Regions from separate parts of the Homo sapiens genome. Here region 1 is linked to region 2. Evidence: chromatin contacts called from ENCODE Hi-C or POLR2A ChIA-PET data. All regions are on one chromosome and are shown on one strand. Each heading gives the region's core, a stretch centred on a gene start or an enhancer-like site at or near the end of the contact. The rest is flanking DNA. Distances are from core to core; before and after follow the strand shown. Region 1 overlaps FPASL (fibroblast proliferation associated lncRNA). Region 2 overlaps STYXL1 (serine/threonine/tyrosine interacting like 1).

The links. A loop is a pair of places that touch in the nucleus more often than their neighbours do. ChIA-PET counts read pairs that join two places held with the same protein, here RNA polymerase II (POLR2A). Pooled maps may share reads with other maps.
Region 1: POLR2A ChIA-PET joins it to region 2 with 13 read pairs in activated naive CD4-positive, alpha-beta T cell. The contact joins two enhancer-like sites. A Hi-C loop is called at or near these places in 1 of 168 maps with a recorded cell type or tissue (ascending aorta), 2 of 37 single-sample maps with no recorded cell type and 9 of 50 pooled maps. POLR2A ChIA-PET finds 5 or more read pairs at or near these places in 4 of 52 experiments (H1, WTC11, activated CD4-positive, alpha-beta T cell and 1 more).

The regions. Positions count from the first base shown.
Region 1 is chr7:76,320,845-76,325,815 of GRCh38, reverse strand. It overlaps FPASL (fibroblast proliferation associated lncRNA), which reads right to left. Exons shown (of 2, transcript NR_186616.1): 2 at 3,530-4,097. Among named protein-coding and RNA genes, the nearest start is that of FPASL, 5.1 kb to the right of the region's middle. Within about 2 kb of position 2,800, at least 10 of the 41 ENCODE cell types and tissues checked have a DNase peak (open chromatin) inside an H3K27ac peak, as active enhancers do.
Region 2 is chr7:76,005,570-76,011,320 of GRCh38, reverse strand. The region is part of intron 5 of STYXL1 (serine/threonine/tyrosine interacting like 1); the gene reads left to right. Among named protein-coding and RNA genes, the nearest start is that of TMEM120A, 14 kb to the right of the region's middle. RefSeq lists an enhancer at 2,656-2,835. Within about 2 kb of position 2,205, at least 4 of the 41 ENCODE cell types and tissues checked have a DNase peak (open chromatin) inside an H3K27ac peak, as active enhancers do.

The DNA.
Region 1 (4,971 bases), core at 1,551-4,050, 310 kb before region 2:
ATTATTTTTTTGTGACAGGCTGGAGTGCAGTGGCACGATCTCAGCTCACTGTAACCTCCACCTCCCAGGTTCCAAGCTATTCTCATGTCTCAGTCTTCTGAGTAGCTGGGATTACAGGATCCCACCACCATGCCCAGCTAATTTTTATATTTTTAATAGAGACCGGGTTTCGCCGTGTTGGCCAGGCTGGTCTCAAACTCCTGACCTCAAGTGATCCGCCTGCCTCGGCCTCCCAAAGTGCTGGGATTACAGGTGTGAGCCACCGCGCCCGGCCAAGCTTCTTAATTTTCTGAGAAACATTAATTCACATTTCAGGAATGATAACACACTGTGAATAGGCTTTTGGCATATACTCAGTGAATTCACTTACGTTGACTCATTTGTCACCCAGAACTACCCTGGGTGCCACTGCAAGTGTATGGCTGTAGAATTAGGAGTGACTGCTATACCTAAGGTGCTGTAACTCACTGATAACCCGCATCTGCCTGCCTGAGTTTGGTCTGCCCACACCAGGCTGCTTTTGCACTGCTAGGAGACCATAAGAAACTAGGCCGAGCGGCAGCAACCAACTCTTCAGCACACATTGACCAAGCACTTTTATTTTATTTATTTTGAGACGGAGTTTTGCTCTTGTTGCCCAGGGTGGAGTGCGGTGGCGCCATCTTGGCTCACCCCAACCTCCGCCTCCCGGGTTCAAGCGATTTCCTGCCTTAGCCACCCGAGTAGCTGGGATTACAGGCACGCGCCATCACTCCCAGCTAATTTTGTATTTTTAGTAGAGACGGGGTTTCTCCATGTTGGCCAGGTTGGTCTCGAACTCCTGACCTCAGGTGATCCGCCCACCTTGGCCTCCCAAAGTGCCGGGATTACAGGCCAAGCCACCGCACTTAACTGACCAAGCACTTTTAGTATTGCAGTTACTGAGGGCAAAAAAAAAAAAAAAACACTTTTGGCACAGATATGAACAAGATCAGAACAGTCAAGCTTGCTCTAACAGGGTCACTGAAGAAGGAAGGTAGATCCCCTGAAAGTTGCCGCTATTTCACCCTTGTTCCTTTGGCGTAATGTCCCGTTACAGGTGCAAGAGTAGCTTTGTTTTACTGTTTTGCAGATCTCTTGGGAGCTAAGTCACACGTACTCTCTGCTTAGGCGTCCAGTCTGTTGTGATATGTGTTTTCTTAAGACAGGGTCTCGCTCTGTCTCACAGGCTAGAGTGCAGCAGTGCGATCATAGCTCACTGCAGCCTCAAACTCCTGGGCTCACGTGTTCCCGCCTCAGCCTCCCAGGTAGCTGGGAGTGCTACCATACCGGGCCATTTTACTTAATTATTTTTGAGATGGAGTCTCGCTCTGTTGCCCAGGCTGGAGTGCAGTGGCTTGATCTCGGCTCACTGCAACCTCCACCTCCCAGGTGCAAGTGATTCTCCTGTCTCAGCCTCCTGAATAGCTGGGATTACAGGTGCATGCCACCATGCCTGGCTAATTTTTTTGTATTTTAGTAGAGACGGGGTTTCTCCGTGTTGCCCAGGCTGGTCTTGAACTCCAGAACTCAGGCAATCCACCTGCCTCGGCCTCCCAAAGTGCTGGGATTACAGGCGTGAGCCACTGCGTCCAGCTGGGCCATTTTATTTTTTAGAGACAGGGTCTTACTATGTTGTCCAGGCTGATCTCAAACTCCTGGCCTCAAGTGATCTGCCTCAGCCTCCCAGAGCACTAGGAGTACAGATATGAGCCACTGCACCTGGCCTATTGTGATATGTTGTTTCACTTGAAGTATTTGAAAAAAATACAGTATCACACAAATAAGTAGTTGGAAAGGGGTGAACCTAAAGAATTGAAGTTGAATGGCAGAAGCAGAATAAGGTTAAGAAAGTTCTCATTAGGTGGGTGCGGTGGCTCACGCCTGTCAACTTTGGGAGGCTGAGCTGGGTGGATTGCTTGAGCCCAGGAGTTCAAGACCAGCCTAGGCAACATAGTACATAGTGAGACCTCTGTCTCTACAAAAATTAAGTGGGCATGGTGGTGTGCACCTGTAGTTTCAGCTACTCAGGAGGCTGAGGTGGAAGGATTGCTTGAGCCCAAGAGGTTGAGGCTGTAGTGAGCTATGATCACGCCACTGAATTCCAGCCTGGGAGACAGAGCAAGACCTTGTCTCAAATACAATAAACAAAAAAGACCTCATACTACATGAATTAAATCAGTCTGTAGATCAGGCACCAGTGGTAAAGGTCTTTTTTGCCTCTTTTTTAGTGCATTCTAGAATTTTAAAAATAACCGATACTAGGCCAGGTGTGGTGGTTCATACCTGTAATCCCAGCATTTTGGGACACCGAGGCAGGCGGATCACCTGAGGCCAGTAGTTCAAGATCAGCCTGGCTAACATGGTGAAACCCTGTCTCTACTAAAAATGCAAAAATTAGCCGGGCATGATAGCACGCGCCTTTTATCCCAGCTACTTGGGAGGCTGAGGCAGGAGAATCGCTTGAACCAGAAGATAGATTGTAGTGAACCAAGATCCTGCCACTGCACTCCAGCCTGGGCAACAGAGCAAGACTCCATCTCAAAAACAAACAAAAACTGATACTTTGTCCGAAAGGTGATTAAAAATAACAGTGTGAAACATCAGAGGTCTCCATTCCAAGAACTTCAGGTCAGGGGTAGAGTGGAGAGGCCATAAATGTAATTCAGTGGGACCTTCTAGTACAGCAAAGCATGAAAGCAGTTTTCCTCCACTCTATTTATGTGTGATGACCACATGCGTTGGCCTCTGCTCTGGTCAGCTGAAACTGCATGTTGATTCACTGGGTGATTTGAGTGGCTAAGAATGGCACCTCCCTCCTGGGTGCACAGTTCCCAAAGCCTACTCAGAGAAACAACCTTCTGAGCACTAGCTGGGTAACCCTGTTCTAGGAGTTGACAATCAGTGGTCACCAGCCTAATCAGAACATTAACATGTGGCATACCAGCTTGCTAATTAGCCCACTGGTTTGAATTTTCCAACTCTGATGTGGATAAACGTGGTTGAATCTGAATGGCCACAAGCTGTACCTCTCATTAACCACACAGCGCTGTGGTCAGTGAGGAGTTAGGGTGAGAGTAGCTGGATCACACTGGCAAGACAATGAGTCAAGACATCTCAGGTTATGTAAGGGACTCACGTGGCACTCTGTTATCCTGTTATCCAGAGTATTGGAGAGGAAAGGCCGTAGGAATTTGAGGAACACTATGACTTGGGGCCTTTTTTTTTTTTTTTTGGAAAGACAGAATCTCACTCTTGCACAGGCTGGAATGCAGTGGCATGATCACAACTCACTGCAGCTTCTACCTCCTGGGCTCAAATGATCCTCCTATCTCAGCCTTCTGAGTCGCCGGGACCATAGGTGCGTACCACCACCACACACACCTGGCTAATTTTTGGATTGTTTGTAGAATTGAGGTCTTGCTATACTGCCCAGGCTGGTCTTGAACTCCTGGCCTCAGGCAATCCTCCCATCTCAGCCTCCCAAAGTGCTGGGATTACAGACATGAGCCACTGTGCCCAGCTGGTTTTTATTTTTTGAATTGGCAGTGCACACACGTTACAAAAGTGTGAGGCGGCCGTATACAGCCCACAATGCTTGACATATTTACCCTCTGGCCAGTAGTTTGCAGACCCCTGGTTTATCAGAAACTCTTCCCAGCATGCCCATTACCTGATCACCCATTAATTGCCATTCTTAGAGGTAACTACTGCCATCCATTCTTCTAATTTGGTTGAGCTTGAAATAGGATTTTTGCTGCCTTTGAGCACTGATGTGACTCTGGCCTTGTGATTTTAAATATAGATAGTTGAAATTTGGTGGTCCCAAAACAGATATCTTGAATTAGAATATTTAATTCCATTTAAAGGGTAGTTAGGTGGTATTGGGGCACTTGAATCCCAAACACAAAAATTGAAAAGAACGTTACAGTGATTGGCTACAGACCCACTCCTTGATATGGCAGATAAATTCCTCTATGGGTTGTGGAACCTTGAAAGTCACTGTTGGCATTTTACTCCCAATGTTCATATTTCTCCTTACAAAAAGGACATTCTCGGCCAGGCGCAGTGGCTCACGCCTGTAATCCCACCACTTTGGGAGGCCGAGGCGGGCGGATCACCTGAGGTCAGCAGTTCGAGACCAGCCTGGCCAACATGGCGAAACCCTGTCTCTGCTAAAAATACAAAAAAATTAACTGGGTGTGGTGGCTCGTGCCTGTAGTCCCAGCTACTTGGGAAGCTGAGACACAAGAATTGCTTAAACCCAGGAGGCAGAGGTTGCAGTGAGCTGACATCACGCCACTGCACTCCAACCTGGGCAACCGTGAGACCCTGTCTCAAAAAAAAAAAAAAAAAAGGACATTCTCTAATATAACCGCCATACTGTTATCACCCAATTAATAATTCCCTAATATCAGCCCATATGCAAATTTCTCCAAATTGTCCTCAGAATGCATTTGATAGCTTTTTCCAATCCCCCTCCCGCACCACCTAGACTCCAATTAAAATTCATTAATTGCATTTCAATATTAGATTTCTTTGCCTATTTTTTTTTTTTTTTAAGAGACAGGGTCTCAGTTGCCCTGGTTGGAGTGCTTTGGACAATCAGAGCTCACTGCAGCCTCCAACTCATGGACTCAAACAGTCCTCCCAACTCAGTCTCCCGAGTAGCTGGGACCACAGGGCTGCACTACCACTTCCGGCTAATTTTTTTCTTTTTTTTTTTTCAACATGGCCTTCCAATAAATCTATTTTTATTTTTTGTAAAGATGGGTATGTTGTCTAGGCTGTTCCTGAATTTCTGGCCTCAAGTGATCCTCTCACCTTGGCCTCCCAAAGTGTTAGAATTAATGGGCATGAGCCACCACGCCTGGGCCTGATAATGGCTTGAGACCAGGCTACTTGACAGTCTCAAGGCCCCACGTTCTGGGTTTGTCCAGTTGTCTGTGCCTA
Region 2 (5,751 bases), core at 956-3,455:
TCCTTTCAAATAATCTGGGGTGAGGTGAGAAGGCAGTGAGGGTATAGAGGAAACAAAATTGGCCAATGAGTTGTTAATGTTTGAAGTTGGGCGATATATACGTTTTAGAGACAGGGTCTCACTCTGTTGCCCAGGCTGGAGTGCAGTGGTGCAATCATAGCTCACTGCAGCCTCCACCTCCTGGGCTTGGTATCCTCCAGCCTCAGCCTCTTGAGTAGGTGGGACTACAGATGCATGCCACCACAGTCAGCTAAGTTTTAAAATTTTTTGCAGATACAGGGTCTTGCTATGTTCCCCAGGCTGGTCCAAAACTCCTGACCTTAAGCAATCCTCCTGCCTTGGCCTCTCAAAGTACTGGAATTATAGGCATGAACCACCACACCTGGCCAACTAGTGTATAGTTTTGAAATAATGTTAAAGGAAGTAAAAAGACAGTCTAGTAGAAGCTAGGGCGGTTTAATGTTCCAACCTCAAATCTGAATCAAGTCTCATCTCTTCCCATGCCCTAGAGCTGGGCAGCCTAGGGTTTGCTGGGGGCACTCAAAGTAGGGAGGGATGGGGGTTAGCTTTAAGGACAGCTGCTCTCTTCCCCTCTTCTGGGCAGAGTACCTTTGGCAGTAGGGCCCAGAGTGGACCTGTCTGTGTGCCTGGCTGCGTGTTAGTGGTGGGAAAGTGCCTGCTCTCTGGCCCCGTCTGGCTGTGTGAGCTGCTGGTAGCCTCTGCTGCTGGGTTTCTCGGGACCCAGCTCAGCCTCACCCTGGCTCCTTCTGGGGCTGAGGATCTCCCAGAGAACGCAGCCAGTGGTGACTCCCTTCAACCCCTGCCAGGCATCTCCTCCAACTTCCTCCCCTTAACTTGGAAGCCCATGACCCGTCCCCTGCCCCGCATGCCCACATTCCTTCACCGGAATCGTAGAAGGCAGGGACTCATGCCTGAGGTCAGACATGTTCCCAGATCCAGGGTATGCATGCCTGGCTCCCAAAGACATCCCTTTCTTCCACTGAGATAACAGCACTGTGAATTTCAGCTCAACAGGTGTACAGTCAGTTAAATAAAGGAAGTAAAGACAATCAGTCTAGTATAAGCCAGGGCAGTTTAATGTTCCAGCCTCAAATCTGAATCAAGTCTTATCTTGATTGGAACTCCTCCTTGCTCCTCCTTGCTCTTGGAGGAGCACCCTGGCTTTGCAGGGTGCAGAGAGATTAATTTCTTCTCTGCAAACCCTACGCTGCTGATAACTCATCACTGCCACCTCCTCATTTCTGAAGCTTTAGTAAGGTGTAATTGACATGATGAACTGCACATATTTAAAAGGCCCGGTATGGTCCGTTTTGACAGTTGCATATTCCTGAAACTTGCCTTTGCTCCTAGTCTAGTCACATTGGGAAGAAGGCGCAGGGTTGTGGCTAGGGTAGCTGTGAGGGTTGGATTGGGTTACTTGTTTGCAGCTGTCTTTAGAATGTAGGTGACTGGCCAGCTGTGGTGGCTTAAGCTTGGAATCCTAGCACTTTGGGAGGTCAAAGAGGAGGTGGAAGGATCACTTGAGTCCAGGAGTTTGAGACTAGCCTGGGCAACATAGTAAGACCTTGTTTACACAAAAATTTTTTTAAAAGGCTGGGCTTGGAGGCTCACGCCTGTAATCCCAGCATTTTGGGAGGCCAAGGCGGGCGGATCACGAGGTCAAGAGATCAAGACCATTCTGGCCAACATGGTGAAACCCCATCTCTACTAAAAATACAAAAATTAGCTGGGTGTGGTGGCACATGCCTGTAATCCCAGTTACTCAGGAGGCTGAGGCAGGAAAATCAATTGAACCCGGGAGGCGGAGGTTGCAGTGAGCTGAGTCACACCACTGCACTCCAGCCTGGGTGACAGAGTGAGACTCCATCTCAAAAAAGAAAAAAGAAGAAAGAAAGATTTAGGAGGTAGCACCGATCAGACATGAGGGCATAGGAGAGAGAGGGGGCTGGGATGATGCCCTGGTTTTAGGCGTGGGTGACGGGGGCTGTGATGTGGTTCATTCTGGGGAACACTCGGGAGGGGGCGGGGTGGGGGAAGAAGGAGGTGGTTTTGGGGGAAGGCAGTGTGCCCAGTTCGGGCATATTCATTTGAGATACTGGTTTCGTTTGCATTGTGTCACTGAGCATTTACACACATTCTACAGTACAGTGTGTTTTTATCCACATCACACCCTCTTCCCAGCCAAACCCACACAACCGCAGAAAAGGAAGCTGGTTTAAAAACAGCAGGAAGAGGGGTTGATAGATTTGCTATGGGATTTTTGTGGGGTTTTTTTTGTTTTGTTTTGTTTTGGTTTTTTTTTGAGATAGCATCTCTGTTGCCCAGGCTGGAGTACAGTGGTACAATCTGGGCTTACTGCAACCTCCACCTCCTGGGTTCAAGTGATTCTCCTGCCTCAGCCTCCAGAGTAGCTGAGATTACAGGCGTGTGCCACCACGCCTAATTTTTATATTTTTAGTAGAGATGGGGTTTCACTATGTTGGCCAGGCTGGTCTTGAACTCCTGACCTCAGGTGATCCACCTGCCTCAGCTTCCCAAAGTGCTGGGATTACAAGCATCAGCCACCATGCCTGGCCTTTTAGCGAGATTTTTAAGTGGAAATTGAAAGGGGGATTTCATTTGGCACCAGCAAGCTGAGCGTCCATCCGGGTTAGGGGCAGCCCACATGCTGGAGTAAATTGGGCCTGCCCGCAGGCAGTGGGGGGTCATGCATCTCCGTGTCACAGGCTGGAGAACTGGCTCAGCTTGGTGTCTGTTCTTTACTAATGGCTTTCGAAGCTGGTAGCTTGGGAAGGATGTGGGCTTGCAGAGGGTTCACTGCCGTGGGGAAGGGAGTGAGATGTGCTGAGTTCAGGTGGCTCTGAAGGACCCACACGCCTGAGGTCCTTAAAATGTTATTTCTGAGTCAGACTTAGAGCCAGGGGACTTTTGGAACTGATTTTGATCTTTGGCAAAGGTCAGCATTTTCTGTGGTGTAATAATGGAGAAAGTGGTCTCTAATCAGAGCCTCATGGAAACATCAAGTTATCCAGTTGGAGTGGATTTCTCTACTGCAGAGCTTCTTTGAGATTTTTTTTTTTTTTTTTTTTTTTTTTTTTTTGAGATGGAGTTTTGCTCTTGTTGCCCGGGCTGGAGTGCAATGGCACAATCTTGGCTCACTGCAGGCTCCACCTCCTGGGTTCAAGTGATTCTCCTGCCCCAGCCTCCCGAGTAGCTGGGATTACAGGCGTGCACTGTCACACCTGGCTAATTTTTGTATTTTTAGTAGAGACAGGGTTTCACCATGTTGGTCAGGCTGGTCTCAAACTCCTGACCTCAAGTGATCCACCCACCTCAGCCTCCCAAAGTGCTGGGATTATAAGCATGAGGCACTGTGCCCGGCTATTTTTTTTTTTTTTTTTTTGAGAGACAGGCTGGAGTGCAGTGATGCGGTCATAACTCTCTGTAACCTCAAACTCCTGTGGGATCCTCCCACTTCAGCCTCCTGAGTAGCCGGGAGTACAGCCATGTGCCACCATGCCTGGCGAATTTTTTATTTTTTGTAGAGACAAGGGTCTTGCTGTGTTACCCAGGCTGGTCTTGAACTCCTGGGTTCAAGCGATCCTCCCACCTTGGCCTCCCAAAGTGCTGATATCACAGGCATGAGCAGCCACTGTGCCCAACTTCTTTGAACCTTTGATTGCTAATGTACGTGTTGTTTCCGAGAGAGGAATCATAGATACAGCTGTCCGTTTGTACAGTTGTCCAGTATCCATGGAGGTTGGTTCCAGGGCCCCCAATAGATACCAAATCCTTGGATCTTCAACTCCCTGATACAAGATGGTGTAGTATTTGCGTCTAACCTAAGCGTATCGTCTCGTATACTTTATTTATTTGAGACAGAGTCTCACTCTGTTGCCAGGCTGGGGTGCAGTGGCATGATCTCATCTCACTGCAACCTCCACGTCCCAGGATCAAGTGATTCTCCTGCCTCAGCCTCCCGAGTAGCTGGGACTACAGGCATGCACCATCATGCCTGGCTAATTTTTGTGTTTTTCGTGGAGATGGGGTTTCACTCGTTGGCCAGGTTGGTCTCAAGCTCCTCACCTCAGGTGATGCGCCTGCCTCGGCCTCCCAAAGTGATGGGGTTACAGATGTGAGCCACCTCACCTGGCCCCTCTTGTGTATACTTTAAATCATCTCTAGATTATTTATAATACCTAATACAATGTACATGCTATGTAAATAATTGTTATACTGTATCGTTTAGGGAATAATGACAAGAAAAAAAGTCTGTACATGTTCTGTACAGATGCAACCATGAATTATTTTTCTGGATATTTTTCATCCAAGGTTGCTTGAATATATGGATGTGGAACACACAGATTGCATTTGGTTATCTGAACCCCTGAACCCTTTTCTCATAGTGCCTTATGGGGGACTAGTGTTTCTTAGAACACACTTTGGGAAATGTAGAGATAATCCTTGTCTGTGTTTCAAATAAACGAAAGTTTTTTGTTGTTGTTGTTGTTGTTTTGTTTTTTTTTTTTTTTTTTTGAGACGGAGTCTCATTCTGTCGCCCAGGCTGGAGTGCAGTGGCACAATCTCAGCTCACTGCAAGCTCCGCCTCCCAGGTTCATGCCATTCTCCTGCCTCAGCCTCCCAAGTAGCTGGGATTACAGGTGCCCGCCACCATGCCCGGCTAATTTTTTGTATTTTTTAGAAGAGACGAGGTTTCACCGTGTTAGCCAGGATGGTCTCGATCTCCTGACCTCGTGATCCGCCCACCTCAGCCTCCCAAAGTGCTGGGATTACAGGCTTGAGCCACTGCGCCCGGCAAACGAAAGTTTTAATGATAACTTTGGACCTGGAACTCAGGAAGCTCCCATTTAAGTAGGTGTCTTGTTCTCTCTACCCCTCTGCACATACACTGGCTTCATTTCTGGGCATGCAGGGTGGCTCACATGTGTATCCCAACACTTTGGGAGGCTGAGGCAGGAGGATCACTACAGGCCAGGAGTTCGAGGACAGCTTGGGCAACATAGTGAGACCCCATCTCTACAAAAGATAAAAGTATCAAAATTAGCTGAGTATGGTCATGCGCACCTGTAGTCCCAGCTACCTGGGAGGCTGAGGTAGGAGAAGCATTTGAGCCCAGGAAGATAAGACTGCAGCGAGCTATGATTGAGCCACTTGCACTCCAGCCTGGGTGACAGAGTGAGAGACCCTGTATCTTTAAAAAAAGAAAAGAAAAGAAAAAGATGGGTTGAGCACAGTGGCTCACGCCTGTAATCCTAGCACTTTGGGCAGCCGAGGCAGGTGGATTACTTGAGGTCAGGAGTTCAAGACCAGCCTGGCCAACATGATGAAACCTCCTCTCTCCTCCTCCACCTCCTCCCTCCTCCTCCTCCTCCTCCTCTCTCCTCCTCCTCCTCCTCTCTCCTCCTCTCTCTTCCTCCTCTCTCCTCCTCTCTCTTCCTCCTCCTCTCTCTTCCTCCTCCTCCTCCTTCTCTCTCTCTCTCGATGCTTAAATTCTGGTGGTCTTAAGAGAGCTGTCCCTCTCCATCCTCCTGAGCCCCCAGTACATGCTGGGTTGTTACAGTTCTGGGCCACAGCGTCCTCACTGCAACCTTTGTGCACCTGGCCAAGTGTAAACAGTTGCCACGGAGGGAATGGACACCAGTGCTGAGACCCAGCGCTCTGCACGATGAGGCTCAGTCCTTTCGTCATGACTCGCCCTGTGCCACCCCA